Linked DNA regions of Mus musculus: region 2 is linked to region 1. Evidence: chromatin loops called from intact Hi-C (ENCODE). Cell type or tissue: left cerebral cortex. All regions are shown on one strand. Links, peaks and the distances in the headings refer to the core of each region. The heading gives the core; the rest is flanking DNA.

The links. Hi-C counts contacts between places; a loop is a spot of excess contacts. Peaks named below come from ENCODE experiments on the same cell type or tissue, not always from the same donor. Only the 100,000 strongest peaks of a DNase experiment are listed, where the experiment ranks them.
Region 2: a loop joins it to region 1, with 2.6 times the contacts of the local background. A loop is called at or near these places in 3 of 42 quality-filtered maps.

What each region holds. Positions count from the first base shown.
Region 1 is chr12:71,822,943-71,837,945 of GRCm38, forward strand. It overlaps Daam1 (dishevelled associated activator of morphogenesis 1), which reads left to right and starts at 8,126. Exons shown (of 26, transcript NM_026102.3): 1 at 8,126-8,389. In left cerebral cortex, for the core only: CTCF peaks have their summits at 8,101 (motif pointing left) and 8,318; DNase peaks (open chromatin) are centred at 8,102, 8,657 and 9,513; H3K4me3 peaks cover 2,861 bases; H3K27ac peaks cover 2,387 bases.
Region 2 is chr12:71,943,923-71,958,925 of GRCm38, forward strand. Daam1 (dishevelled associated activator of morphogenesis 1) reads left to right here. Exons shown (of 26, transcript NM_026102.3): 6 at 132-465; 7 at 1,262-1,372; 8 at 1,476-1,579; 9 at 2,306-2,372; 10 at 2,593-2,710; 11 at 3,077-3,215; 12 at 3,471-3,529; 13 at 7,272-7,459; 14 at 7,911-8,210; 15 at 8,530-8,637; 16 at 14,825-14,851. Among named protein-coding and RNA genes, the nearest start is that of Gm40440, 89 kb to the right of the region's middle. In left cerebral cortex, for the core only: a CTCF peak has its summit at 6,347; DNase peaks (open chromatin) are centred at 6,318, 9,600 and 10,417; H3K27ac peaks cover 1,053 bases.

The DNA.
Region 1 (15,003 bases), core at 4,472-12,471:
CTGTGGTATTTAGGAGAGGTTTTAGGTGGCTGTTTTCTGCTTTTAGGTTGCGTCTTACTTCCTGATAAGACTCTACGGTTCTAAGGCCTGTGTGGTTGATTATACCATTGTGATGTCTGTTCATGGAGGGTGGCAGGTTAAATCCTGCCCCAGATCTCAGGAAGAATGACCTTATCTTGAAAAATAAAGGTAGCCAGGCTCAAGTAAACAGATACAACTAGAGTCATTATAAAAGGAGTGAACCTGGCCGTGGAGACAGACAGACAGACAGACAGACAGACAGAGAAGACAGAAAGGTGAGACAAACAGAGGTTATGGTCACCACTAAAGCAAGAGGAAAAGGCAAACCTTAGCCGTCCCTCAGTCCTCAGGAGGACCTTTGTAGACAGGAGTTGACTGTGTGTGACAATGACATTCCATGGTGCTTTGTGTCCCAGTCACAGCAGACTAATGCACCCAGCAGGGCCTACAGGAAACACAAGGAGTTTCCCTCTCCTGGACATCCATTCCTTCCTATCCTCTCAACCCCTTGTTTACATTATCATTTGTCTCAGTGTATGCTACTTCTGGGACATGGTTCAATTCTCTCATAGAGAGCAATACCTTACTTATAAATCTCTATGTAAGGCAATAGGGCACACCGACCAGAACATCTATAAGGAAAGCAGCAAGTATCTGCATATTTGGGCAGTGGATTTTTAAATGGAAATATTTTGCTGTTACTCTGTATTTCTACTTCAGAGGATATAGTCATAGCTTGGTGTGGTGGCACGTCTGTGACCCCTGCATTTGGGAGGTGGAAGCAAAAGGATCAAGAGTTCAAGGTCATCTTTGGTGACATATGAGTGCAAGGCTACCTGGGCTACATGACACTCTACCTCAAAAAAAAAAAAAAGACAAAAAGTTGATGCATGATGCAGAATAAAATTGATAATGCCCTAAAGATCAAGGGCTAATTATGTTAAATTCAATAAAAGGGATGGGGAGACATATATCTCCCTGATTGGTAGGCTTGTGGGTGATCTAAACTTAAGCAGCAATATTTTCTAAATTCTCTACAGAGAACACTGATAACTGTCACAATTAGGAAACCCCAATAAAATGGGTCTCACAATATATAAAATACTGTGTGCATGGGCAATCTTTATTTCAGATATTTATTGAAATATCATTGTTATTTCCAGGGACAAGACCAGAGATCATCTTCTGCAGAAACTTAGAACTACATGACAGGGACAATACAAAAGAGCAAGGACTCAAAACCAATAGTATCTGGTCCAGAAAGTGCAGAGCACCACCCACGTCAATCCTCAGCGACTGTCAGAGCTGATTTGTGAAGTTACGTTTACTTCTTTGTATTGTTTTATATACATACCATCTCATGTGATACATGCCCTTCATTCAACGTGGAAGTCCATTCATATGAATATCACTTGTTAATTTTCAATTTTCATTTCCAGGGTTTTAAGGTAGCCCATTATTTTCCAGCTGCACTGGGGCACAACAAAGTTTGCTCCTTTATGACGTCAGTTTGCCTTGTATATTTCTATACATGATGGTTTTTAGCAGCATCCTATTTGGTCTTTATGTTTCCTAATAACCTTGAGCACCTTTGAATACATATAGCTGCCGTGTGTGTGTGTGTGTGTGTGTGTGTGTGTGTGTGTGTGTGTCACCTGCACAAAAACGTTGGCCATTTCCCTTTGGAGTTATATGTCTTTTTAGTGATACACTGTCCATTTTAAAAATAATGAGAGTGCATGTGAGGTTCAGTAGAGTAGTCATCGACATCATGTGGTTTTTGGAAACTTAAAAAGCGTGGTTATTGTCACTGAGGGATGACAGTTTTAACATTTTATTCATTTTATTTCTACATGTGTGTGTGTGTGTTGCCTGAATTTATGTCTGTGCACCTCACGCCTGCAGTGTGGCCAGAAGAGAGCATCAGATCCCTGAGACTGGAGTTACAGAGGGTCATGGTCGGCTACCTGGGTGCTGGGAATTGAAGCCTTCCTCCTCTGGAAAAGCAGCCAGCGGGTGCTCAATCTAGGCCCTTTTGTCAATTTTAATTAATTTAAAGTAGCCATAGAGGGTCAGCGGCAGAAGACTTAATTAAACAGGGCAAGTCTCCTAGATGAGTCAACCAGAGATGGAGCAGCTGACAGGGAAGAGCTGAGATATGTGACACAGGAGGAGGGGGCTGAGGAGGTAGAGCGCGGCTGGGGATGGAGCGGGGATGCGGCTTGAGAGGAGTGTCTTCCCAAATGTGCTGGGACTGATCAGAGACTATTCTGCAGAGTTTTGGGTGGCTAAAGCTATTTTCTCTTCCCTCTTACTGTGTGTGCCTGATGGTATTACTATAACTGGTCTTGCCTTTGCACACAATTTCATTTCCCTTCATCTATCCTTCAGCATTTCTGAGTGAAATGAAGCTTTCCCAAGTACCTTTGCAGAGGCTGAACTGAATTGTTGGCCCAGAATATTCCAACGTCCCTCTTCCTCGGGAAGAACCACATTTTACCATAAAGACCCTGGCAGAGTTACCAGCTTTATGTAACGTCACATGAAGTCACAGTGAGGTTCACAGTGCTGGGGGCCATCCAGGAAGGCTCCCAGACACACAGAGATAGGTCATGAGTTATCACCCTGAACCACAGCATCTCCTTCCCATAGAGGAGGGACTGGGCTGCCACCATGTGTGTCAGGAACAACTGGGTGACTTGTGGGATGTAGACTGTCCTTGCTAGAGGTGGGCACTTGTGTACCTCATGAGTTCTGAAATGAAGACAATGTTCTTGTTCTAGGGATCCACCTGACCATGACTTTGGGTAGTAAGCTAGGGATAGTTGCCCTGAGACTGGGCAATCAGCTCCACTCAGGAATTTGACAGGAAAAACAAAAGGACACAGCACAGAGACCAGGCTACTAGAGCCCTCTGAAAACCCCCATCACACTGCCCTAGAACTAGTCTGTGCCTGTTTCTTCAGAAGAACGTTACTAAGTTCTTTTGTTTGCATAAACTGCCCATAGAAAGTTCCTGTTGTCTGTCTCTGAAGGAACTGTAGAAGACAATGAGCATATCAGTTACCGTTTCATTAAAACTCTCAAACTGTTGTACTTTTAAAGAATAGAACAAATATAGAACAGAGACCTGACCACGCTGGTGACCAAATATCTTAGAAGCCTCAAGTGGATTCAAGACATTAGCAGCAGCAGGGGGTTGTCTTCATTCCTAGGTTGGAGGAACCAAGGGAGAAGGGATTGTTAACACAGGGCAGCACGACCTGGAAGAAGCAGAACTCTGAGGAGGGAAATCCACCACTCCTGACAAAAACACCACCCAGGGCTTCTCTGGAGAGGAGGAGGAAGAGTGAGGTTCTCCGTTCTTCTCTCTAACTCCGGCCTCCAGTCTCAGAAGTGCCTCTCCTAGCTGGGAAGCTTGGCAGAGGCTCCTGGGGAGACAGGACAGCTAGACTCTGTGGAAAAGAAGTTTTATATCTAAGAATGGGCCAAGGAACAGTGCCATTCCATGTTGGAGGTCTCCCTCTCTTTTCTTTCTAAGTTCCATGATCTACGGGTGGATTAGCATAAGTGTAGGTACTGCAGTTTCTAACCATGTACTATCATGAAGAAGAATTGTCTTAAGTGAGATGACAGTAACTATTTCAAAATTAGGTCCAGCATGGAAAATTGCAGATGATCAGCCTCTTTATAGTTCTCAGCTTCAGAAGTGTTTTTCTAGTACCTCTCTCTTCTTTTATTGAAAATATTTTTTTCATACAATATATTCTGATTATGGTTTCCCCTACCTCATCTTCTCCCATGCCTCTGCCCTTCCAACTCCACGAATTCTCTCTTTAGAAAACAAACGGGCAAACAAAACAAACAAAAAATACGAGAAGCACATAGACCTGCAGACAGACAGACAGACACACACACCATAAAAACACAAAATTAGAAAACAAAATATATATGTAGAAGATCAGAAAGGTAAAAAATACCCAAACAAAGCATTATGAGATAAAAAGTCTACAACATTACCATTGAATTTATTTTGCATTTCCATCTACTGCTGGACAGGAGTTCTGCCCTTAAGTGTATATACCCAGTGAGACTCTCTTGGAGAAAACCAATTTTCCCTGAAAGCCATTTTCAACTAGAGATAGCTTCTTGGTTAGAGATGGGAGCTCGTGTCTACTTCTTCATCTCAGCACAGGAACTTGATTTGGTTTGGACCTGTGACGTGTCTGTGTGTGCTACCATAGTCTCTGAGTCTCCTAAGTTCTTCAGTCCTCTTTGACCTGGAAGACAGTTTCCTTGGTGTCCTCCATCCCCTCTGGCTCATACAATCTTTCTGCCTCCTCTTTCCCCTAGTTTCCTGCGCCCTGAGGGATGGGGTTTGGTGCGGACATCCAATTTAGGACTGGGAGTTCCAAGATCTCTCGCATATTGTCCAATTATGGGTCTCTGTTCTAGTTCCCTTCAACTGTTGCTGAAAACTTCGAGTGAGACACTGATTTGTCGGTCTAACAGAATGTCATCAGGAGTTATTTTATTGCTATGTTCCTTTAGCAGAATAGCAGTTAGGTTTTCATTTGGTTTGCGGTTTCTCTTTTTTCAGGTTCATGGCCACACGAGCAGTGTCAGGCATGGCTTCCGCCTCACGGAGTGGCCCTTCAATCCAATAAGACTGTTGTTTGCTACTCCGACAATGTTTATGCCACCATCGCACCAGCATATCATACAGGCAGGTCATCACTGTGCATGGAAAGTTTTTGTAGTTGTGTTGGTGTTCGCCTTGAGTACCTCCCAGAACTGTGAACAGTCGTCAGCAGGTGTGAAGGCTCTAGTTAGACGCCAGCTCAACCTCCCTGTGTTCAGTGAGATATATAAGTGTTGTCTTCAGCAAAAGGCCATGGTTATCAGTTTCTGGAGAACAAACAATAGCCGATGGCGACTCTCTTTTGAGGATCTTGAACGCACATTTGGGAAAACCTTACTTTCTGCTGCTCTTTACAAAGCCCACAGCCATGCTTTCAGGGGTGTTCCACTTTCTTCTGAGAACCTACCTTGCTCTTAACCCTCATGCTTAAGTGAACTTTAAAACATCTTTATTATGCCTCAACTCTGCTTCATTAAAAAAAAAGCATTTCTACTTGCCTCCTCTAATACACAAAAGCATGACATGGTCTTACAAATAAGGAGACTGAGGTTCAGACAGACTATGTGACACGTGTAAGCAAAGGTGCAGGTCTAACCACAGGAATAGCTCAATCCTAAGGCCAGGCTCAACATACATCCTTAACTGCTGTGAAGTACCAAGCTGTTCTGTGACAACACCTGTAAGGTGATAAATGTTCATTTTTTCTCTCTTGGTGTCTTATTTCCTCCCTGAAGTAAAATGTGTAACCAGAGACAGGTGGTGCTATTCTGAAATATCAGCAACGTGCTCCACAATGCCTTTGTCTCCCACCCTCTCTGTAGAGATAGTCTATGCTCAATGAATCCAGGTGTTTCTAATTTATAGTCCATGATTGCTGGGTGAGGTGGAGTCTTTTGTAAGGTAATTCCAGGACAGGATCAGTTGTTTAAAAATAAAAGGAAAAAATATAGAAACCTTTCTGGCTTGGGATATAAATCTAGCTAGAGAGAATGAATGCTTTTCATGGTTTCGGAGACTGAGCTGTGTAAAAAGAATTGAATACAGACATATACAATGAGTGTGTGAAAGTTGGTGTGTGTGTGTGTGTGTGTGTGAGAATAGGAGTTCCTTTGTGCCATTGTGGAAGTGTTTACGAGTCTACTGATTTCAGGTCTACAGGTCTACAGATAGCATTTCTGATGCCAAAGAGCCATCTTGTTTCCCTTGGTTACAGGTGCAATAGTGTGCAGGGATCAGTTTAAATTCATCACTACTTAAACAGAAAACCAAGTCTTCTATTATCTATTATCTACATTTAAAGTTGGTTGATAGTTCTCTCTCTCTCTCTCTCTCTCTCTCTCTCACATACAAATTCCGTTTGTAGTCTATTTTGCATGCTGTCCTTTATACGTGGAGGTATGTGACACACCCCGTAATACTGTTATAGAGAAGGGATTTTTTTTTCCTTTGAGCAAGAGTTTATTCCTTTTTATTGCAGAGAACTAAGAGAGCTTGCAGAGAGGGCATTTCTTCTATAAAATTATTTCTCTGAGTGCCTTAACAGCATGCTTTCATCTCTAAGGACAAACCTTGCCTGATAGAGAGGCTCCGAGTTCAGTTTATTGACTCAGTAAAATCCAAGCTCACTGATTATGTTTCCACCTAAAAGCTTTCCACAGTTATAAGATTGGGGGAACATTTAGAACCATGTGAGGTTGGGTTTCTTTCTGAATATTTTCCCACAGCCAATTGAACAATACATTAAGCCTACCCATTAGTTGGAGCATCACCGCTTGTACCCTTGTTCTGATGGCCAAAGGAACAATTGTGTTGTCTAGGTTCCACTTCAGATATTTGAAATAGAATAGATCAGAAGAGCAACAAAGTTATATCCTGCTTCTGTGGAGACAAACGGTTCTGCTCTGTACAGAATAGGCTTGTCAAAAGACGATCAGAATCCAACAGCAACCTCCTCTTTCACACACACAAAAAAAAAAAAAACCCAAAAATCAAACAAACAAACAAACAAACAAACAAAAAAACCCATCATTTTCCCTCTCCTCTGAGATGCTCCTCTAGTTCCAAGAACGTATTTCACTTGAGCCTTAGTGTTTGAAGCAGAAAAGGGAAGATAAGTAGTGATGTGATATTCCACCAGCAATTAGGTGAAGAGTAGTTGGAAATTTTAATTGTCAGTCTTCATTTCCTGAGAAGCAAAATCTTAATTTTGCTGGTGGAAGAGGGCGTGTGAGCTGATCACAGCAGTGCCATTGAGAGTGGAATGAATACAGCCCCCCCCACCCCCAAACACACACACACACACTTGGACATTTGTTCCCTCTATTTAAGTTTCTCACCTTTGGTGTTATTGAATGAGATCATGAAACCGAAAACTTTTATGTATTAAAACCAAAATCTTCCAGAAGGGTCAGAATTTCACTTCACACCCTTTGCTAACACTTGAATACACATAAAAGTGTCTGAAGATCGGGGGCAATCCTTGAAGGGTACTGTTTGCTTAAAGGTCTTAAAATTTTTATATTTTTGAAAGGAAATGTGCGGGGAACAAGGGTGGAGGGAGTGTTGTGGATTTTAAAATTTTATATATGAGTAATTAACTAAAACTTTGAGATATGCATGTTATCTTCGGAGGAGCTGAGAGCCACCAGAGCGGGAAGTCCCTAAAGGGATGAACAAAAGCATGGCTGTTCGATAGTTTTATCTCCACAGCAGCAGGCTTTCAGACGCAGGATTGTGGTGACTGTCTCTGTCTTCTATTACACAGCATTTTCATTAGTGACAGCCGCCGGTTTTTCTCAGGTTAGCCAACTAAGTTGTCCCCAGCTTTCTTCTTGACCACTCGACTCGGTCTTGGTTTAAAAGGGAAAAAAGGAAAGAGAGGAGGAAGGTGAACTAACCCAAAGTGTGGTTCAAGGAGATTCCTTTTTTTCCGCGGCTGGCGTTGTTTGATCCTTGGGGATGTGAGGAAATACTGATTCAGTATTCAACCCAGAACCCCTGGAGTCCTATGAATTAGTGGTTTTGAGCAGGGAAGGAAGAGAAAGGCTTTTATGGACCCTTCCCAGATGGGGGCAGGAGAGCCCAACCGAACAGAAGTGCCTGGCGGGTGTGCGCGAGTTCAGGACGCCCCTTGGTCCTGCAGCCTACCCGCTGGCAGGATCAGAGGTCAAGTCAAAGGGCACGGCCGCTGGGTGCCTCGCCCTCTTCCCCAAACATTATGCCCCTAGGCTTCTGACTGACCACCACTGGTTCTGCTAAACTGGAGGGCGGGGAGGGGGCGGGTCTGGGGGGCGGGGAGGGGGCTGGCACAGAGGGACAGAGATGCACCTCGGTAAATGTAGTTCCTGAGCGTGAGGATGGAGAGACTGTTTCGGCTCTGTCTGTAGGACTAGGACTACAACATCCAGAATCCTAAAGGCGAGTCAAAGCGTCCATGCGCAGTGGGTGCCACCTTGTGTCCTATCAGAGGAGACGAGGGTGATGTCACCTGCGAGTTGGTAACCTACGAGCGGCTGTGAAGGGAACTGTTTAACCGGATCCCATTGTACCGGGAGCGCAGAGCGGCCTTTCCAGCATGCAGCGGCTGCTCAGGTGAGGGGACTCCTCGGCTCGCCCGCCGCACTCATTCATTAGCGGCACCGCACCGTGGCGCGGGGTGGGCGTGCTGGTTCTTCGCGCTGTCGCGGCGCGCCCTCCTGCTGCTTCCCGGAGCTCCGGGGCCAGTAGGTAAATATTAAACTCGTCCTTCAGGTTGGGTTTGGGTGGGAACAGGACCGAGACAGCTACGAGCTGCCAATCTAGGCTTTGGAAAATGGCTGCAGCACGGCTCGGAGCGAGGCGAGCCTGAAGGAAGGCATCCCCGAGGATGGGGTCCCTCCCTTCTTTCTTTCCGAGGCGCTCGGTGGCCGTGGAGCCGGCCGGGTACATCTCTCTTCTTCCCGGCCACAGGCTCCCCGGGGCCAGGGCTGAGGGAGCTGCGGCAGCGGGCGGCGCTCCTGGGCCGCTGGCTCTGTAAGATCCGTGGGCATGGCCGTGACCGCGATTCCCCTACCATTCCTATCACCTTCGGGTCAAGTCATACTCAAAACGGAGGGGCTGACTAATCCAGGCAGTCTCCGAGTTTACTGTGTGCAGAGAGAAGAAGGAAACCTGGCATTGCGGAGGCCGCGAGCCGGCGGCTAGCTGCGGCGCGGGGAGGCTGCGTCTCCGGGGGACTGGATGGGGTTCCCCGCGTCCTGCTTCGAGGGGCGTATCGCAGTCTTGGCTCTGCCAAATGGAGCCCTGCAAAGGGCACCTGGGCGTGGGCTAAACGCTCTCCTTAGAACCATGGTGGTGATGGGGTGGTGGATAACCTAATGATAAGGTTCGCTGTGGGGGCAGGAGGGCTGGATAATCGGGTTTATCTAACTGGTGCCCAAACCAGCTGTTTGGGATTGGCTTGTCTTCTGACTAGAGAGGAGAGCAGGGCGAGGCGAGGCCGGGCCCGACCCGACCGGACCCGGCCCGGCTGGACAACTCGAAAGTCTTCTGGCTTTTCTTTTCCCTTTTTGCGTCAGCTCCATTCGTTCATTTACTCACATTCATCAAACCCTTCTACGGTCCTTTGCACGTTGCTTACAATCAAGGTTTGGGACGTTCTGTCCCCTCCCCATAAAATGTTTTACTGTGCTCAGAAATAGATTCCTCCTCTCAGTCTCTCTCCTCCACCGTCAATGTTGGGAGAGCATCCAGAGCAAATGCTGCCCGTGACCGTTTTGCCCCCATTGAATTGGTAGTTTCTTGAGATTTGAGCCGGACCTAGTGAATTGAAGCATAGTTTGCCTGCAAGACGAATCCGGTTGCCATGGCGACTTCTGCCTTTGGAATCTTAACAGCTCGCACTGCTGTTTCAATTCGTTGTGGCTCTGCGGGCAGCTGGGAGGGTGTGGTCGGGGGGGTGTGGTCAAATGTTTGCCCTGGGCCCAGCTGCTCCCTCTTCCTCACCCTCCTAGCAGCTCTGGGACTCCCCCATATTCTTTCCTACATAGCTTGGACACCATATTTTTGGACCTGTCCCCTCCCATGTGCCTATACATCATCTCAAAGCGAATTGTCTGGGGCTTTTGTTCTAAGGTAAACTAAATTTGGAAGATGTTTTTCCTCCAACGAGTGAACTGTATCTTTCCATCATTATCATAGTTAATAGTGCTGGAGGCAATTTACTTAACAAGGTCACTCTTCCCAGGCCTACACAGCTCCCTGGTCAGCAATTACCTGAAGTACCATTACCTGTAAATGACAGAGCAATTAATAATTGAAGTTGAGGTATGGAGAACAGAGACATTGCAATTTTTATGAAATCTAAACTCCAGCTGAAGATCCTTAAAGTGGAACTCTGGAGGCTGAAAACAGGAGCCCTAGGTCCTGTGCCAGCATTTTATGTGATGTCCTGCTGTGGGCTAACAGTTACCTCTGGGAGCACCTGTCATCTCATTGATAATGTAGACAGGGGAGTTCAGAGAATTCCTAACGTTGGTTTTAGGTTTAAAGTTTTGAGACTTGGAAAATGACTCCTCCTCCAAATAACACAAGGCTTAAATTCAGCTCTGACATTGTAGCATTCAACTTGTGTTGCTGGCCCCCAAACCAAGATCCTTGGGGTAACTGTTACATAAATGGACAGGACAGCTATAGTAGTATTTTAAAATTTATAATACACTTGATACTCCTATTATCCCAGCATCTGGACTTTTATGTTTTAGTCATAATTAGTTGCTTAGATTTTATGGTTTGCAGATTCACAATGAATGTAGTTTATTTGTAACTTAACTGAACAAAAGGCATTTAAATTATACTAAGATGTTTGTTTTTCATCTCCTGTTTGCATTCTCTTCCAAGTGTGGTATCTCTCAGAAATGGGGGATGGTGTGCATAGGAGTGTCTATGCAAGTGCATTCATGTGCAGGTTAATACTTGGTTGTTGTGCCAAGTGGATAATGCTCACCGTCTTAAGCTTAGTTACATCACTGTGAGGCAGCACTAGCACAAGTTAGCACTCTCTTGTTTATGTATTTATTTTTGTTCTCGGATTTATAATGACAGCAAAATGTCCTTCGTTTATTAGCTTGCTTGTCAATGCTTCTTGGTGCTAAGCTTTTTGAAGGCAAGGTCTTTGTCTTCTTAACCATTTCAGAATTTGGAACAGGTCTTTTAATAAGCATGTGTTAAATGGGTATTAAGGAGGATCAGAAATCCAAGGTTTGTATTTTTTCTCCTGACAGTTATGTAATTTGTTGTAATAATCCCCCCTTTTTTGATTAGTACCTACACCTTGCTACAGTTCTTTCCATGAATATAAAAATGATATATATATAGTTATTTTATAACTAATTTTGGAACTAATTCACCTACATAGGTTATTGTTTTTCTTGTTATAATTTCTTAGTACACTTAAAGAGATACTTTTATTAGTAGTACTTTCCTTGGCCTAGATAATTTTCCCAGAAGGCAGATGGCAGGAAACTAAGGAGAAAGACAAAGGCAAAGATAGCCGCTTTTGTCAAGCCACCAGTGGCTCCTAGAGTTGCTGGGAGACCGCAGTCTGTCATCTGGGGCAGAGCGATTCTATAAACAGGATCTGCCGGTCCAGGCCAAGTCTAGGAGAGGACATTAGTGTGGTGTTGGTAAAGCTGGTATGCGGTGGTCACGTCCTGTGGGTCTGGAAAACTGGAACCATCTTGAGAGAGGTGATAGAGAAGGGTCACGTCCTTGAGTGGAACTGGAATCCTGGCTTTCTCCTCTTGGTGGATAGTTCTGAGTGTTGAGAGTGTGCTTGTGGATAGAGCTACTTTGTTTAAAACACTGCTCCTAGTGTTAGTCATTGGCCTCCTAGAACAAATAAGGTGCTTAAAAACAAAACCCAGTTAAGACTAAAACCGTTTCATTTTGTAAATATTTAGAGTATGGTTTTGGCTTGAGGATCTCAGGTTCTTCTGTGAAAACATTTCAAAGTTGCAGCTGGATGGGAGGGACGAAGCTCAGTATCACTGAGAGCTTCAGGTGTTCCGTTCAGAAAATGACCCACAGAGCTTGCCACTGGGGGGAGGGGGGTCTTCCCTAGCATCCTCTATTCCGTGTTTTTAAATCTTAAGTCTATTTCTATTAGTTCAGGAAAAAAACAAAACAAAACTTTGCCAGCTGAGGTTGCCAAACTTGTTTTCTCTACAGGGCACTACAGTTGAAATGAGAGTGCTTCCCTGCCCCCCTCGCCCCCAACCCCCTTGGGATAAGGATTGTGAATTACTGTCACTTGTTCTGGTGTTAACTCAGTAATGGAAGAAAACGTCCTGGATAATTTCAAAGCTAAATACTCACAACGTCCGTCCTTTTTAAGGAGCTGAAGGGATTGCATAGGCTTCATTTCAGTGGTCTTTTGTTTCTGCTTGTGGCTTCTAAGTCTGGTTGGCAGAACAGGCTGAGGTGGAGTTAATCAATTTTGGAGTTACTTAGTGAGTGTATTGTCCTTTATGTATATTGTGGTCCAGGTTGCTGAGAGAGCATGTCTTCACCTCCTTAGTATCCCTGCTGAAATGAGCTCAGTTAAAGGTGAGATGCCAGTTGATCTCAGTGACCTGTATTCTGCCCACAGCAGAGAAGGGTGGTGTCCACCTTCTATTTCCTGGTACCCTTCCCGGTGTCCCAGGAGCAGAGAACAGAGCATCTCCAAGGGAGTTTGCTTCCTAATGTAAGAATGGATTGAGTTTGTCAAATCTTTTAAGAGTACAGCAACAAGGGTTCTGTCCCCACCACCTCACCCCCTACCCTCAATTTTTGAGACAGGGTCTCATGTATCCTAGGCTAGCCTTAAATACAGTAGAGGACAGGTTTGAACATTTGATTCTCTTCCCTCTGTCTCCCAAGTGCTTTGATTATAGCCTTGTGCTACTATACCTGCTTTGTGCATGCTACAAAGGAACATCAGTGGAGCTACACATCCAGCCCCATATGTAGCACTCGAATGATAGAGCTTTTGAATTTCCTTTTTGCTATATTTTATAAATATATATTTCATATAGACAGAGTATCTGAAAAAAGGAAATATATTTATATCCTATATTTAAATCTTTTGGAGACTGTCCAGTTTCAGACCCTATTTGTGAGGATAATTTTCCACTGGATTGCATCCATCATCTGGGTACAGGCTTCTCACCTAGTAAAGGGCAATAGATGCCTACTTTAACAGCTAAGAGGCTAAGAGGAGCCTAGCATCTTAGTTTCCCTCCCTTTTAAGGTAAACTGTGAAAGCTCTTTTGAAGAAAAAAAAAAGAGAGAAAACTTTAGCAGTAGTTAAACATGCAATCTGATATTGAATATCCTTAGGCATTAAAATAACCCTTTCTCCTTCTCCCTACCTCAAAAGAGAGGCTCATTATATTGTAGCAAATTTGGAGCCAAGTAAACAGTTGTAATTCTTAAGCCATAGCTACCATTGTGAATTAAATGTGGAAACCTAGGGAAGTGAGTTTCATTTCCAATGCAGTCGGTGTGACTTCCTGACGTCCTCTTTTGGCATAGAACTCAATATTGTGCAACACTGACAATATTTGATGTAGACAGTTGACTAAAGCTTAAACTTGGTAATTTAGGGGGATAATGGGCAAGCTGCACTGTAATAGCAGAGATTGCCAGGAAGAGAAAATGCAAACACAAGCCTGTTTGCCATTAGGCTGCTAAGACATAATACCTCTGTGCCAGACATAGACTTCGGGAGCTTTCTCTCCCACCCCATCCATCTGGCTACATTTCTTAAGTATGTCATTCACCTTTAGCAAGAACCAGAGTTCATTTCTTCTGTGAATTGCACCAGGTTGGAGTCGAAGTTCCTTCTATTCCTGCCAGGCACACGGTTTGGGTCACCTGTTAAACTGCTCTTTGTCCTTTTCACTTCAGAAGAAAATACCTATGATGCAATTGGCAAACAGTGCCTGTCTCATGGGTGCTTTGAGTCTAGACATCCAAAAGTAGATAGCTCAGGTCTTAGCTTTGAGTTTTGTTGCTCAAACATCTGGTTACTTTCCATTTTGTAGACATGGGCTTTTAAGGTCTAGTTATTGGTTAGGCTTGTGTTGTTAGAGATATACAGACCAGTTCTATATTATGGTTAGATCACCTTATTTTTGAGTCATGCACCTGTGACTCACCACGGTGTGTGTTTGTGTGTGTGCGAGAGTGTGCATGTACACACTCATACTTTTGGCTACCAAGCAGACTGAAACTAGATAATGCATCGCAGCTTTTTGGAGCATAACCATCACTGCCAGGGGCAACGAAAGTGTCATATTATAAAATGAACTGACAGAGTTTAGTTTCTTCAGACCCTGCTAGAGGCAAGGGTTTGCCAAGGAATTGTGTCAGTTGTCCTCTTGCGAAAATTGGGTCAGAACTAGAGACAGCTCACTAACAGTTTGCCAAAAGCCGCAGTCTTGTGTTTTTCTGTCCCTGGGGAATGGCAGGTATTAACAGTAAGTGTTTTGGGGTTGCTTCTGGGTTCTCCCCTGCTGAAACCCCTGGGTCCATAGAAGTTGTCTCTCACACCCTGTTGTCCCATAAAGTTCCTGCAGATTTGTACCCGAGAGGAGCAGTTGGTGGCAATTACCAGACTAGCCTGACTGTTCTCATGTGCCTGCACATAGATGGCTCAGGGGGGAAAGTGCTTGCCTGAAAGCTGGAAGACTCGAAGTCCATCCCTGGAAGGCAGGTGAAGGTGGAAGCAGAGAATACTGTACCCTGAATGAACAGGAACAGCTCTTTAGACTTTTAGAAAACAAGACAGTGGATTAACAGCTGTAGGTAATCCAGTATTATAGCTTTTATTTAATTCAGGATGGTGGAGGCAAAATCTCCCACTGGCATGTCTGGTTTACCCCGCCGTCCTGTTAGCATGTGGCAGTCTGTTTGTACAGGAGTGCTCCCCGAGTGCTTAGCGCCCAGTGCTACTGTGAGCTAAGTCAGGAAAGATGAAGAAGACAGAAATGCTTGAAATGGCAGCCAGTGACTGAGGCTGACTGCAGCCTGCTCTCTGAAGGTTAAATGGGCAGGCCTGCTTTTATCCGTTTGCATTTTTAATCAAGACTCAATTAATTTGTCTATGTGTGCCTGCATGAGTCTGTGTGCACCGCTTTTTGGAAGGTGTCCCTGGAGTCCAGAGTGCATCAGCTCCCCTGGAACTGGAGTTACTGACGGTTGGGAGCCATCACATGGGTCCTGGGAATCAAACTTAGGTCCGCTGCGGGAGCAGTGAGTCTTCTTAATGCTGAGCCATCTCTCCAGCCCTGTGTTTGTATTTCTGAGATCAAGAGTAG
Region 2 (15,003 bases), core at 2,492-10,491, 120 kb after region 1:
ACAAAGGCCTCATTAATGTAAGCCTCTGGGTTCTTCAGGAAGTGAGTCGACTTCCTTTCCCCTGGGCTTTTCTATCAAGGATGGTTACAAAAGCACAAAGGGACAAATCTAACCACCTCTCTTCCTGACAGGTTTGTAACCAGATTCATCGACTTGGATGGCCTGTCATGTATTCTCAACTTTCTGAAGACCATGGACTATGAGACCTCTGAGTCTCGGATACACACCTCCCTCATTGGCTGTATAAAGGCACTAATGAACAACTCTCAAGGCCGGGCCCATGTCCTGGCTCATTCTGAGAGTATCAATGTAATTGCTCAGAGTCTGAGCACAGAGAACATTAAAACAAAGGTGGCCGTGCTGGAAATCCTGGGCGCTGTGTGCCTGGTTCCTGGGGGCCACAAGAAAGTTCTGCAAGCTATGCTGCACTACCAGAAGTATGCCAGCGAGAGAACCCGCTTCCAGGTTGGTGCCCACACCCCCCAACTCTTGTCTTTATGTAAACAAGCACTTTTGCTGGCCCTGAGGGTGGGAGGGAATTACTTAATAGTTCCCCCAGTAGTGAGGGCTCACACTTTGTCTTCAAACGTTCCCTTCCTCTTAGGTTCAAGAACCAGAAACTAGAATAGACTCTCTGCAGTCAGTCAGTCTGGGGTCAGAGATCTACTGAACTCAAAGCTGTGAGCCCTGGGCCTGGAGTACTTGCTGCTTTTACAGAGGGCCCAGGTGCAGTAGTTTAGCACCCACGCGGTGATTCGCAACCATCCATCATTCCAGTTCCAGGACATCTGAGGGCTTCTCCTGACCTCTGTGGGCACCAAGTGCACACATGGTGCACAGACTTACATGCAGGCAAAACCCTCACCCAGAAAATAAAAATGAATACATTTAATAAAATAAAACATCGTAACAGCATCCTGTATCTTAACATAGCCCCCATCTTCTGTATCCACTGAATGCAGTATCGCACCTGAAAAGTTTACAGAGTACTGTTCTTTATTTAGGATCAGAGTTAACAGTGAGATTGTGTCCTCGTATTTTTACTCAAAAACAGAAAGCAGATAGAGACAAGGAAGCAACGTTTCCTGTACTTTGTATATACTTCCTGTGAACACACCTGACTTCTGGGAATCAGTATAATTTTGACTGAAATTTTAAAAAAATTAACCTCCATGCATTAAAAAATAAAATTTCTTAAAATGAGCACAGGTCGGGTTGGCAATGTTTTAGACCCGTATTTTTCTACTTGTATCACTGACAGACGTTAATTAATGACTTGGATAAAAGCACTGGGCGTTATCGGGATGAAGTAAGTCTCAAGACGGCCATCATGTCCTTCATCAATGCAGTGCTGAGCCAGGGAGCCGGAGTGGTAAGATGCTTGCACTGCAGCCTTGCTCAGATGCATTAAAGAATGCTTTCCCTACACGGTGACTGCACAGTTGGAAAACCTAAATATGTGTCTGAATTTTCAGGAGAGTTTGGACTTCAGGCTCCATCTTCGCTATGAATTTCTGATGTTAGGAATTCAACCTGTTATAGATAAATTAAGGGAACATGAAAATTCAACACTAGACAGGTAAGTAAGTCCAATGTCTACTGCCACAACCTGAGACGGTCCGTGCAGCGCCCATCAGGTGGTGCAGTGCCAGCCCACGGGCTGCTTCCGGACTATCACATAGTGTGTTTGTCCCTGTAGACTGCGACATCTGGAATGTAGAACTCAGAGTAAGAGGCTAATAAAACTGTACAAATAAATAAATGAAATGAATAATTTTCTGATCTGTAGCTCAACAGCGAGCCAAGTGCAGGTATATGGGCTTCTTTGCCATGAACAGTCGGCAAGTGGGATCTGGACATGTTTTAGATTTGATAATTACCTCCTGGCTAGTTGTCCTCTTTTCCCTCTGATGATTTTATTTAACTCATCAGAAAGAACCTGGTTAAGCAGAGGCATTCAAGTTTTGTTGCCCGTTTCTTTAGGAGATGGCACTAGAAATCAGGAAGGCTCTTTTTGATTTTTCCTTGTGGGGCTGAGGGTGAGCCTCGGGGCCTTACTTTCCTGTCAGGGTGGTTACTCACCACTGACCACACCCCCTGCCTTTGCTTTTGAGGCAGGCACTCACTGTGCCCCTAGCCTGGGCTTGAGCTTGGGCTGCTGCTGTAGCTACCTCCTTAGGGATGATGGGATTACATCGTACAGCACCTCAGTGCGCCTAGAGCTACGCTTGAAAAACCCTCTGCCCCCTCTGCTTGTGTCGTGAGACATCCCGCTTTTAGTCATTTTTGTTCAATTTCCTTTCAGGCATTTAGACTTTTTTGAAATGCTCCGAAATGAAGATGAACTAGAATTTGCCAAAAGATTTGAACTGGTATGTAGGCTCATAATCGTTCTGGTATGACATGTCAAGTCAAAGGACTTGCCTCAGAAATGCATGTTCTGAGTTGGTGGGGGCCAGTGCAACCCGTGAGCTAAGTCAACATCCTGCTCTGTTACCTAGATGGCAGGATTTGATTGTATTTGCATCTTCCTTTATCTGGAGAATTAAGCAACTGGATGTTTGATTCGGCTTTGTTTTTCCTATAAACTAGGTTCACATAGACACAAAAAGCGCCACTCAGATGTTTGAGCTGACCAGGAGGAGGCTAACCCACAGCGAAGCCTACCCCCACTTCATGTCCATTCTGCACCATTGCCTCCAGATGCCTTGTGAGTGCTCCGACCGTGTGGGTGCCATGGAGACCTGGGACAGTGTCCAAAGCGCATACTCTGTATTCTCAGCAGTACTAACTAGACTGGGGCATACCAGGGACCCCAAGCCTCAGCTTTGTGGCTCCCCGGTGTTTGTTTCCTCACAGATTAAGGGCAGTTATGAAATCCTCAAAACGAAATGACTTATATTTTACTTTGATTTCAAAATAAATGCATGCCTTACAGCACATGTAGAAAGGGGTATGGAGAATGCCTCCTGACCAGGTCTGTGGCTCTACGGGGTGCCTGCCTGCTATTGACAGCGACTCATCCTAGTTTACACACAGCCTGAAGATGGCTTTCTCTCCCTCTCTTACTTTTTAGACAAGAGGAGTGGTAACACAGTTCAGTACTGGCTGCTGTTAGACAGAATCATACAGCAGATAGTTATCCAGAATGACAAAGGGCAGGATCCCGACTCCACACCTCTGGAAAACTTTAATATCAAGAACGTCGTAAGAATGTAAGTCTCTCATCATGCCACCTGCAAGATAATGAGATATCAGTTTGTCCTACCTCAAATAACAGCGGGGCCAGATGAATGGTTCTAGGGGTCAAAATGAGCTGCAGATAAACATAGCTCCATCTAGGTGACATCTGGGTTTTCCCCATTTCCCCAAGGACTCTGCAGTACACTGTTTGTGTGCCCAGAGAGACCACGTCTGGCAATGCACACGTTTTGTTTTCTGTTACAAGTATTCCTTTACCTGTTCCACAGGTTGGTTAATGAAAATGAAGTTAAGCAATGGAAAGAGCAGGCAGAGAAGATGAGGAAAGGTAAGTGGCCCTGGCAGGGCGAAGCTGCCTGGGAGGCCTGGCTGCTGGGGAGTTGGAATCCGGGCTCCAGGCTCACTCCTGTGCATCAAGTAGCCTTTCACTTTGCACACCTTAGGGCATTCTGCATTGACTTTTAAAAATGAAACCACTTCGTTTTCTTGCTATTCCCGAGGTGTTTCATCCTTTTGCTTTATTACTTTGTAAATAATTTTAGAAAAGATTGTAACATTTGCTGTGTAGAATTTATCATTGAAAACAAAGGTGGAAATTGTTGGTGCTTTATTTTAAGGGCCCCTACAATGGCTCTGCAATAAAGGTCCTTGCTGCCAGGCCTAACAGCCTGAGTTTGATCCCCAGGACCCACGGAATGGAATGAGAGAACTGACTCTTACTTCTGTACTCAGCGTGTGCCCTCTGCATACACTTAAGTGTGTGCGCACGCACACTCACTCATTCACTAAAGGTTTTGAAAAGAAGTCATTAACTTAAGATTTCCTTAAAACTATAGAGCACACAAGCCCCCACCTCACAGCCACGCTTCACTTAAAGTGTTTTGGGTTTGAATAAATACAGCAAGAAGGTTTAGGTTTCTACAGTCTTAGGACAAAACCGTTAGGCACCTTGGTACTAGCAGTTCTGTTCTCTCCATGGCCGTAATGTGACTCTAGTCATGGGCAGAGACACCATGTAGAAAATGAACGGCCGCTGTAGATATGTCTTATGAATGTTAGCAGGCCGGCCTATAGAGGTACTGGAATATGCCTTTGATGTTCTCAGCCTCTGATGGGACAGACATTCATGTTCCTCCTGGTGCCAGTCACTCACAGAAGCGTACAGCTTGCCTCCCTCCTTCAGAAGCTTAGCAAATTAAAGTCACCTTTGGGAAAACAGCCACACTCCCCCACACCTCACCATGGATGGTGGACTTCCTTCCACTTGTCAGAGTCATTCAGTCAGCGCTGGTGACATACAGCCACAGTCACCCAGGATATGATGATCTGAAGCACGTGGCCAAGAGGTGGCCTGAACACTCCTTTTTCTCACACCCCATTTCCTCAGCGCAGCCAGAAGTGTCAGGGGCTGCTGTGCAAACTGTGGCCGCTCTTTACCCACATTGCTCTCAAGTGCTCTTTACAGTACATCCCAGAATCCACTGTGAATGGAAAGAAGAGGCACACTGTCTACGGCCAAGACAAAAAGAGAGATTAGGTGAAGGAGAATGCAGTCCACCTTCTTTTTTTTTTCAAGACAGGGTTTCTCTGTGTAGCCCTGGCTGTCCTGGAACTCACTTTGTAGACCAGGCTGGCCTCGAACTCAGAAATCCACCTGCCTCTGCCTCCCGAGTGCTGGGATTAAAGGCATGCGCCACCACGCCCGGCCACAGTCCACCTGCCAACCTGACACAGCCCAGAGTCATCTGTGGCAGTCTCTATTTAAGGGTTGCCTTGATCGGACTGGCCTATGGGCATGTCTTTGAAATATTTTCGTAGTTGAAAATTGATGTAGGAGAGCCCAGCCCACTGTGGGCCGTGCCACCCCTAGGCTGTAGGCCTGAGCTGTATGAGAAAGATAGCTGACTGTGAACCTAAGAGCAAGCCAGCAAGCAGCACTTTGTGATTTTTGCTTCAAGCGCCTACTCAAGTTCCTGTCTTGTCTTCCCTCAATGACCTATTGAGACCTGGCAGTATAAGAGGAAATGTGCCCTTCTTGCATTAGTTGCTTTTGGTCCTGCTGTTTACCACAGCTCTGGAAAGCAAATGAGAGCAGTCGGTGAATGCACGCTCAAGAACGCACTCTAATGTGTGTAGGTTTGAGCTCACAGTTGAGTGCATTTGGGACAGGAGATTTAGGGTCATCCAGCCGTACATTCAGGGGACACCTTTGAATTGTACTAGCTTCTCAGTGGGCATCTGACCCCCACCTTCCTTCCTGTGATCTCCTCTTTCACAACACGGAAAGCGAAAAATAAAATAAAATAAATGGAAAATGAGCCTAGTGGAGCACATACTAACTACACAGCAACCATTACAAGGGTTCAGGGGTAGGATGGCACAGGAGAAAATCTCCAAGGTCAGTGGGAAGAATGAGGTGGTCTGTAAAGTTATGGTCAAACAGAAGAGAAGAGAGATTATCGATAAAATGAGTTCTTGTCTGGGAGCTTCAACTGACGAAGTCAGATTGCATTCAGAGGAGGAGACAGGAAGCTGTTTGAACTGAAGTTGGAGCCTATTGGAGGGAGAAGGCTGTGGAGGCCAGGCCTCTGAGAAGGGATCGAGAAAGCCTCAGTGAATGAACAATAAATGATGCCAGTTTGGGAGACAGTTTACAGGCTGGCACTTGCCAAACCTGCCATCATCCCAGGATCATCAAGGAGTTTGACCCAACCAGTCTCTAAGCCCCGCCCCCTACTCCGCCCCCTACCTACCTTCTAGATTGGTCACAGAGGGATTTGGCCAGTGGCCTTGGATTGCTAGGAGCTCTCACTGCATCTGAGGTATAACCAGATTTGTCAAAAGACTAGTGAGGAAAGTGGGGAAGGAACGTCCCGAATCACTTAATTATCAGTGAAGTGGAGATAGAAGAGGGAACTGGGATTAGATGCGGACTGGAGTCATGCATCAGTGTAATGGTAGACCTGATGGGAGGTTCTTTTTTATTTGAAAGCTGATAAAACTCAAGGATTTTCATGGCTCACACCTTCCTGCAAATTCCAGTTTGGAGAGCCATGGAGGAGGGAACCTCAGTAAGAGCTTAAATGTGTTACCAAGTTCAGAAGTAGAGAGCGGCGGCGGCATGTTGCTCAGCCCCAGTGGGCGGTGTCACTAGTGCACTCGCTGGCAGGAAAAGAGGCTTTGAGGAAGTATTTGAAGTACAAACCTGCAGCCTAAACTTCACTATTGCTCGCTTCCGAAACCCAACACCCCTCCTACAGCTTTATATTCCTTGGCAAAATGAATGGCATTACTCTGAATTAGATGCCTCCTCCTGTCCCCCTCCTCCGTCCTCTGACCCCTGAGCCTTCCACACCCGAGGAAGTCACAAACCACACCTGAGAGCTGCTGTTTGCCCTCTCAGTCCTTGGTTCCCATGGTAATCAGTGCTGCTACCCTTTAGATACTGAATATGGAGACAATAATGTTTGCTTTTACTACTTTTAATAATCTCTTGCCAGAATCGTAAAGTAGTTCAGGTCGCCTTGCAGGAGGGCAGGGGACCTGACTCAGCTTCACAGTACACACTGGGCCTGCCAGCAGCTCTCTGTTGTAGCACAGACTCCTCCTCTGGCTAGTGGGAGACAAGCCGGCACATCTCATCCACCAAAGCTGCCCTTCTCCCTGACCCATTTCTAGTATGTGAGCAGGGGCTTTGCTTTTCAATAGTCATCTTCCCTAATGTCGCTGTGAGGCCACCAGTATGACAGGATCCAGAATTAAGGCAACATTTTCCATGAGAAGTTGCTCAAACTTTTTTTTTTCTTCTCATTTTTGGCACCATGGCTCTAAGGTCTTTTCTTCAGTCTTTCCCAGAACGCAGTTACTAGAATAGTTGTATGAGGCCTTTTCCCAGAACAGGCACCGTTTAGCTCCTAAGTTGCCCTTCAGTGAAGAATGATACCTGGGTCAGGTTGACCCACAACTTCTACATCGTCCTTAGCCCATAGGTTGTTTTTTTTTTTTTTTTTTCAAAGAAAATGCTTCTCTCTGACAATTCCATTTTCATGTCCTGTTGTTCTCTCATCAAGAGCACAATGAGCTACAACAGAAGCTGGAGAAGAAAGAGAGAGAATGTGATGCTAAGACCCAAGAGAAGGAAGAAATGATGCAGACCTTAAACAAGATGAAAGAGAAGCTGGAAAAGGAGACAACTGAGCACAAGCAAGTTAAGCAGCAGGTGGCAGACCTCACGGCGCAGCTCCACGAGCTGAACAGGGTGAGCGAGGGCTGATTCCCGGCCCCTGTCTACCAGGGTGACGAGACCCTCTGAAATACACAGCTCTGATGTAGGGATGAGATCTGAAATGCTTCGCTGTTGATCTCAGTAGTGTGGACTCGAACCACCAACGTCCTGTGGCTTAGGCAGCAGAGGAACTTTGGAGTTGTGTTTTTACTACCAATCTTGTCCTAAGAACAAAGAAAGATCACATTAGCTTCTTAGAAAAGGGACGTCATAAAGCCAAACTGTGGGATGGTGCAAGAAATGAGAGAGACTCCAGGGACAGGCCCTAATGTGTCCAAAGACATGAGGGTCAAGATCTACCTACCCTCGAAAACCATGTCCTCAAAAATGTGGGTGCTTTGTTGCACATTCCTTCGACAAGATTAGATCTTAAAGTCGTTCAGTGACTTTTCTTCCATTGACTTTCTTGGTCTTCTCTTTCCAGAGGGCCGTCTGTGCAGCAGTCCCAGGAGGACCCTCACCCGGAGCCCCTGGAGGACCCTTTCCTTCCTCTGGGTTGGGGTCTCTTCTCCCTCCCCCACCACCCCCACTCCTTTCAGGTGGAGCACTTCCTCCTCCACCACCTCCCCTCCCTCCTGGGGGTCCTCCTCCTCCCCCAGGGCCTCCTCCCTTAGGAGGAGTTCTGCCACCTCCTGGTGCTCCAGTGAGTCTAACACTCAAGAAGAAGAATATTCCCCAGCCCACCAATGCCCTGAAATCCTTCAACTGGTCCAAGTTGCCTGAGGTAAGCCATTTGTTCCCATTTTCCCATTAGTGGATGAGTGGGTGGCACCTGTAGCTCTGTGTTCTCAGAGGGCAACCGTCCCTGCTGCTGGGTAACTTGACCATCTAGTGTGGACTCAAGGTTCTCACCAGCTCCTATGTTAGTTGACAATGTCTCTGTAATAATTATACATTGCTTCAAACCAGCTCACTGGAACATCCTGTAGAATTATAAATTTGAGATAATGGTACTTAAAAAAAAAAAAACCAACAATCCACCCTACTTACTCTTTTTTCTGTATGACTGTCAATCATGGAACTTGTTAACTTGCTGTTTCTAGAACAAATTGGATGGAACAGTATGGACTGAAATTGATGATACCAAAGTCTTCAAAATTCTAGACCTTGAAGACCTAGAAAGAACGTTCTCTGCCTACCAAAGACAGCAGGTAACAACATGAGCCTTCCAGATGCCCCAAAGTCCTGTGTCCTTGGGCATGGCTCCTGGGCCATGCTGCTTGGTCTCCCCAAGGCGTTCCTGTAAAGCAGCACAGCTACCTGTCCCTGTGCGTGTCCAGTGGCCCATCAGTGCATGTGAACCACTGGAAGGCATGTGGACTCTTTGTGGAGAAGCTTCCTATGGTAGTGGATCTACATCTTCTTTATGTATAGGCAGCACTGTATGTTATATGTGCTTACTCAAAATGAATCTCTAGGCGAGTTAGGATCCCCTTGCAGTGTTTGTTTCTGAAACCATGCTGGGCTGTCGGAGTTAGAAATATCCAATGGTTAGGCTCAGAAGAAAAACGCTTTTTGGACTAGACAGACTCTTGAGAAGTTTGGGGTTTGGTAAGAACTATAATTTGGCAGCTAAGTAGAATCTACAGAGGAGTCTTACCCAGACATCATGAACATTATAGACTCACTAGTACGATTGTGCGAGCTGAGCAAGAGTGAAGCTGTTAATGATAACAGGAGAGCGAGAAAAGCTACTACTATCCTTCCATAATGGTGGCCAGAACATGGTGTGGGACCTATTGCCTGCACACAAGGACAGGCCCTGGTAGGTAGCCTCCTTGTATGCACTCTGGTCACATCTGTGTAGAATCTCTTGTTGCTCTAGAGGGCTTTCTCCAAAAGTCTAAAGTGTGGGTAGAAAAGGTTACAGCAGAGTAGCTAGGTATAGAGAATTCAGAGGAACAAAGAAAAGGAGAGAGGCAAGGTCAGAGCTCTGGAGAGGGGGAAATTGAGTCCAGGAGTGTGGAAAGGTTCTTAAGGCAGACCAAAGGGGAGGACCTGTGAACCAGCACACTGCCTTTAGATGGGCCAACAAGTGCCAGGCATCTGCACAGGGGTTTCCTGAGAGCTTCCCTGGCAGCCTGGCTCCTATGTGAATGAGCAGGGTGGAGCATCCTAAATAAGCAGCAGGCTTCCTTGTCTGCTCTCTTGGCTTAGCTCCTCAGAAAGGCTGCCTCAAAAACCAAATGCTAGGCACCAAGGAAGAGATGGGTGGACAGAGACTAGAGAAAAATGAAGCTGGGGGGTTCTTTTCAAGATGGTTTCTGATGTATTTGTGTGGGAAACAGGGTGCTATTCACCAGAGGATTTTACTGTGAGAGAGGGAGAGTGTCTATGCAGGGCCTTTTTGTGCTGGTTCAGTAGACTAGGAAAATAAAGTCCATTGCCTGCCATGATGCCATTAACCCTCACCAGCCCTCACCCAGCCCCTTCATAAGTACAAAGATGCCACGTGCACTGTTGTGCGCCAAGCTAGGGAAGGTGACAGAAAAGGAGATGAGGGCTTGTTCAGAGAATAGTGCACCTTATGTCTCAAAGAACAAACAAAGGTGTGCTCAGAGCCCGTGGCCTGCAGCTACTCAGCCCAGTTCATTTCTGATTGGCTTCTGTGTTCTCCTTCTTTCTCTGGTGCCCTAGGAAGGAGGTCCCTGGATCCAGGCATAACATTTTAGCAGGTTTCCATGTAATTCAAGTAATCTTATGATCTGGCTACAAGTCCCATTCCTTTCGCACTTCAGGTTGTCTGAGGTGAAGGTTTGGAAATGTAGAAAAGTGTATTCAATGGAGGGGAAGCGACAAGGGTTCCACATGGTGCAATTCAAGTCTAAGCATGTGGGTTGCATTTGTGATGAAGGCAGGTGGTTGAGAGGCCCAAGTTTACAAGCCTCATAATTAACCGGCTTTCAGCAGAAAGCACAGAAGGATGCTGCCAAAAATGCTCTGGGACAAATATGTGGACAATTTTCAAGAGTTCTGGGAGAGACAATTGCAGAAAGCTCTGCAACTGAGTAACTGTTTCCTAGCAACCAGCACTGTTTAAGTAATCAGTAACTCATCCCGGACAGGATAGACCAGAACATTTCCGTTCTTCTTAAGACTGGGTAGACTGGTGAGGACGGGCTATCACCATATTTCCAGCAGTACTTTCTGAAGACAAATGTCAACACACCCACACCTCTTGAGTATTTTAAATATTCCCCTTCTGGTATAAAAATAGAAGATAAACCATCAATTTATTTTCCAAATGAGGGTAACTTGAGCCACTTTGTTGCATTTACATTGTTGAGAGTCAGAAAATGAAAGGCTACAGGCATCTTAATTGAAATATGTAGGTCAGAGTAAATGAGGTTATTCTTTCACCCCAGAACTACAGCATCAAAGACCTGTGTGTGTTCATTCCAGACATGGCAACACAATATGCAAATATCACCACATTTAAACTGCTCTTATTTCTAGTACCAAATGAATACCAAGAATCCATCTTTTTCCATGTTAGCTCTTTCCTGCCTCCAAAGATATGAAACTTGTCTAACTCTGGACTTGAGCCATTTGTTTGTGTTAATGAATTTTTAAGGCATTCGGAGGAACACACATACATCATACGACAGGCATCTGATAGGACCATCTGAGCCTGATTTTGACATAACTCAGCATAATTTAAATAAGGAGTGACACTTTGGGAATGTATGCATTCGTGTATATATATAAACACACACCTCCATAAATATATACATTTGCCTATAGTTATAAGCTTACAAGCCATTCTGTCATTCAAATCAGGTATTTAGTTTGTCTCCCTTATATAAAAATTGTGTCAAAAGATCAGATGATTCAAATTCGTTCAACTTTTACATGAGCCCACAATATAATTATAGTATAAAGCAGAGATGAGACAACCATAAGTAATTGTCATATGAACCAAGACATTGGTTGCTATTGGTTATGTGTCTGGTACTCGGTATGATATAAACAATTCTTATTCTCATCAACCATAAAATTTAGTGCTCAAGGAGTTTCTGTGTTTGTTTCCTTATTTAATTCTCATCCCAACTCTAGGAAGGAGGTGATATTCTTATATTGCAGATACTGTAAACAGGGCTTAGTGTGTCCTCAGTATCCCAACAGGCGCCAGCCACACTGAGGACAGTCTCGCTTTACAGAGTTCTCGCTTTCTCTTTGTTCTTCAGTCTGTGGCTTTATTCATTACCACCACCAGACTGTGGGGAGTGGGATTTTCTTTTAAGTGCATGCATTAAAGGTGTAGAGAGCCAGTTGTGTAAGCCTATGCCTCTCATGAAATGCAACTATTCCCCTGGGCACATTCCAAAAGTTCATTTGAAAGTCAATTCCTTGAATCTCAAGACCTTTTCTTCATTGGAACTACATTACACATGATCTCCAGGTCTGCCCCAAGAGACTGGTTTTTAATACATAGCATCAGATGCTGTGTAATTGTTTTATGAAGATACAGTTAAATAGCCCTCACATCTGTAATGGGAAATTTCATCCTGACATGCTAACAGTTCATTTCTATCTATACAGATGGATAGAGGGAAGATGAGCTAAAGAGACTATTTGCATATAGGAAGTCTTCACACTAGCAGCTCACAGAGTCTCTCTCTCTGCCTTGCCCTTTGCCTGAGGACAACTCTTCCTTTAGGAGTCTATGATCCCCACACAGTGTAACATTTCAAAGCCATCATCCTTTGATTTAGGGAACAAAAGACAACTACTGACCCAGGCTCCATTCTCCAACTCCAGTGCCTGAGTGTAAGTTTTAAGTCCTTCAGTGTCCCATTGGGAATATTCAGCCAGATCTACAATTTCCTTAAGAACAGTCAAGAATTTTTTTTTATAGTCAAGTTAGTTTTTGCATCTAGTTTTCACATTGAAAATTCATAAGACAGTTTCGCCCCCTTCTTCAGCGATGCCAGTTTTCTCTCTTTGCTTTGCGGTGCTAGAGATCAAGTCTCGGGCTTCATACATTCTACGCAAGTGCTCCCCCACAGAACTGTATCTCCAGCTCTCAGTCAGCATACTTCTTAGTCTTAGCACCAAAAGACCAGAAAAACTGTGAAGAGTGTTGTTGGGTTTGCTTATTTAAGTGTAAGGCTGCAGAGATGGTTCAGTAGGTAAAGTAACACCGAGCCTAATGGCCTGAGTTCAAACCCACCTCGTAGAAGGAGAGACTAGACTTCCACAGTTGTCCTCTGACTCCATGCATAGGGTACATGCACACACACAAATAAGAAATAAACAAACATAGTTTTTAAGTAGTTTGAAGGTCTGTGGTAAGAAGTATCAAATAAGGATTGTATGTAAATATTAGCATATGTTTGAGTTTGAAAGGATTAAAATTCATTCATGTAAAGATTATCATTATCTATGCAAGGCTAAGCCATCATTTCATTGTGGAAGAGTTTATAGTGGTTTACAGGCATTGATCCCTGAAAATTCAAATACCAACTTCCTAATTCTATTCCAAGCTCATATCTATTCCCCTTTAATCTCCAAGGGAATAGGCTTTAAACAGATCTTAGCGTTCCTGAAGTGAGCCTGGGAGCGTCATCATTTCTAGTGTGCCCTGTCTAATGAAACCATCTCATTTGTGATTTCATTTGTAATATGTTAATTACGGGGTCTTCAAAGAAGTACTGTCTTAAGGCTAACAGTTACCAAACCCTCATATGGCATTCTTCACCCTCCCTGGAAACGCAGGCTGTGCCACTTAGCAACTAGCTGCCATGCATATTGCCGCTCATGGTTACAGATGGACCAGCCTCTCTACAGACTCAGACAAAGAGTGGGCAACGTGACTTGTCAGTTCAAAAGCTTAACTAATTGTGTCTTGTTTGCTTCTAAGCGTTGGCTCATAAAGAGGTCAGATGTCTTCATTTCTCAACAGTGTGAATGAATTTAAGGTATAACACGAGTTTCTAGAAAGCTTTATAAAAGTTTCTGTTTTGAAGAGTAGACAGTGAGAGCAGGGTCTTTTTAAAGTAGTACCTTTCTCTTTGGTTAAGTTGCCAAAGTCTTCTACCTTTAAAACTACTTTTATTAGAAGAGTCCTAAAGAGCTTGAGAGTAGAACATCTAAGTCATAACAGGGGCAAAAGAAAACTGGGATATCAGGCAGAAGAAAAGTTTCTTGTGGTTATCAGCATGCTTTTTAAATGCTTTTCCAGAGAAGCAGCCTCCTTGTATGGGTAGACCAGGGCTGGATTTGGGGGTGGGGGCGCATTCTGTTTCCCACTAGAAGAATTATGCGAAACAGTTCATCTGTATAAAATTGGCCTTGGCAGTGCTGCCGAGGCCAGGGAGACCTTAAGGAATCTGCTGAGCAAATGCTAGTTGTACACACTGTTGGCCTGAAAGCTGCAACGTGTTTTGCACACCAAAGCGTCTCTCCATCCTGCCTTGCAAAAGTCTGCAGGAAGAGCTGCCACTTTCTCATTGCATACCATTAGCTCTTTTTTCCCATCTTTACTCGAAACTCCTCTAAAAGTTCTTTCAAGAAGCTGTTGACCTTGTCTGCTTGAGACCCTTGGGACATGGCCACCAATAACTGCACCAATGGCTTTTTGGTTTTCATGCTCTGTGCTGTACCTAACACCTCCCCACAGCACCTGCTACCATGGTTGGCACCCTCTAGGAAGGGGTACTAGAGTTGGCATCACTCATGTGGGTCACACTACTGTCTTTTCTTAGCTCTTCCTTATGATACAAGAAGACAGGTATTTCCACCAAAGGGAAGCACATTTTCTATAACAATATGATCGTTCAGTGAAGCTGATGAATTTAATTGATAACCTTCAAGTAAGAAATTCAACATGGTGGCGGGGAGTATAGCTCAGTGGTGGAGTATTTGCCCAATGTGTGTATGTGCCTGAGTTTTGAGCATCGTGTGTACAAATACAGACACACACACACACACACACACACACACACACTCCTGCACACATGAACATGTGTACACACAGACAGTCACACATTCACTCATGCATGCACCACATTGAATAAATGGAAGCCTAGTGGTTGTTTTAAAGAGGAATTATTATATTCCTTCTCCTTCTAAACCTTTTCTTTCCTGAATGTGATTTGCTCCCACTTGAAATGGTGTGGAGCAAATGTCATCTATCATCTTACACTGTGATCTTCACTGTATCTTCAGCCAGACTGGCCCACTTGAGCTAAGGACTTAAAGGGCAGGAAACATCTCCTGCCCTTTTGTCCTGCACCACCAATGTCCTTAACTGCTTTGACTTTCCCTGTTTGCTGCTGTGGTTTCTGAATTGCATGTATCTGATTTGCTTTCTCTATGCCTCTGCCATGGCTGTAGGAGTTCTTTGTGAACAACTCCAAGCAGGTAAGCAAGCTACTATATAACCCTTATTTAACACAGCTCCTTGGCTCACTGTAAGCTTGAAATCCCTTGGTTATCTTGTTAGCTAATGTAAGACTAGGTGATTCCACTGTGGGATTCAACTCTTCCTGGACTGTCTCTCCAGAGTATGCCTG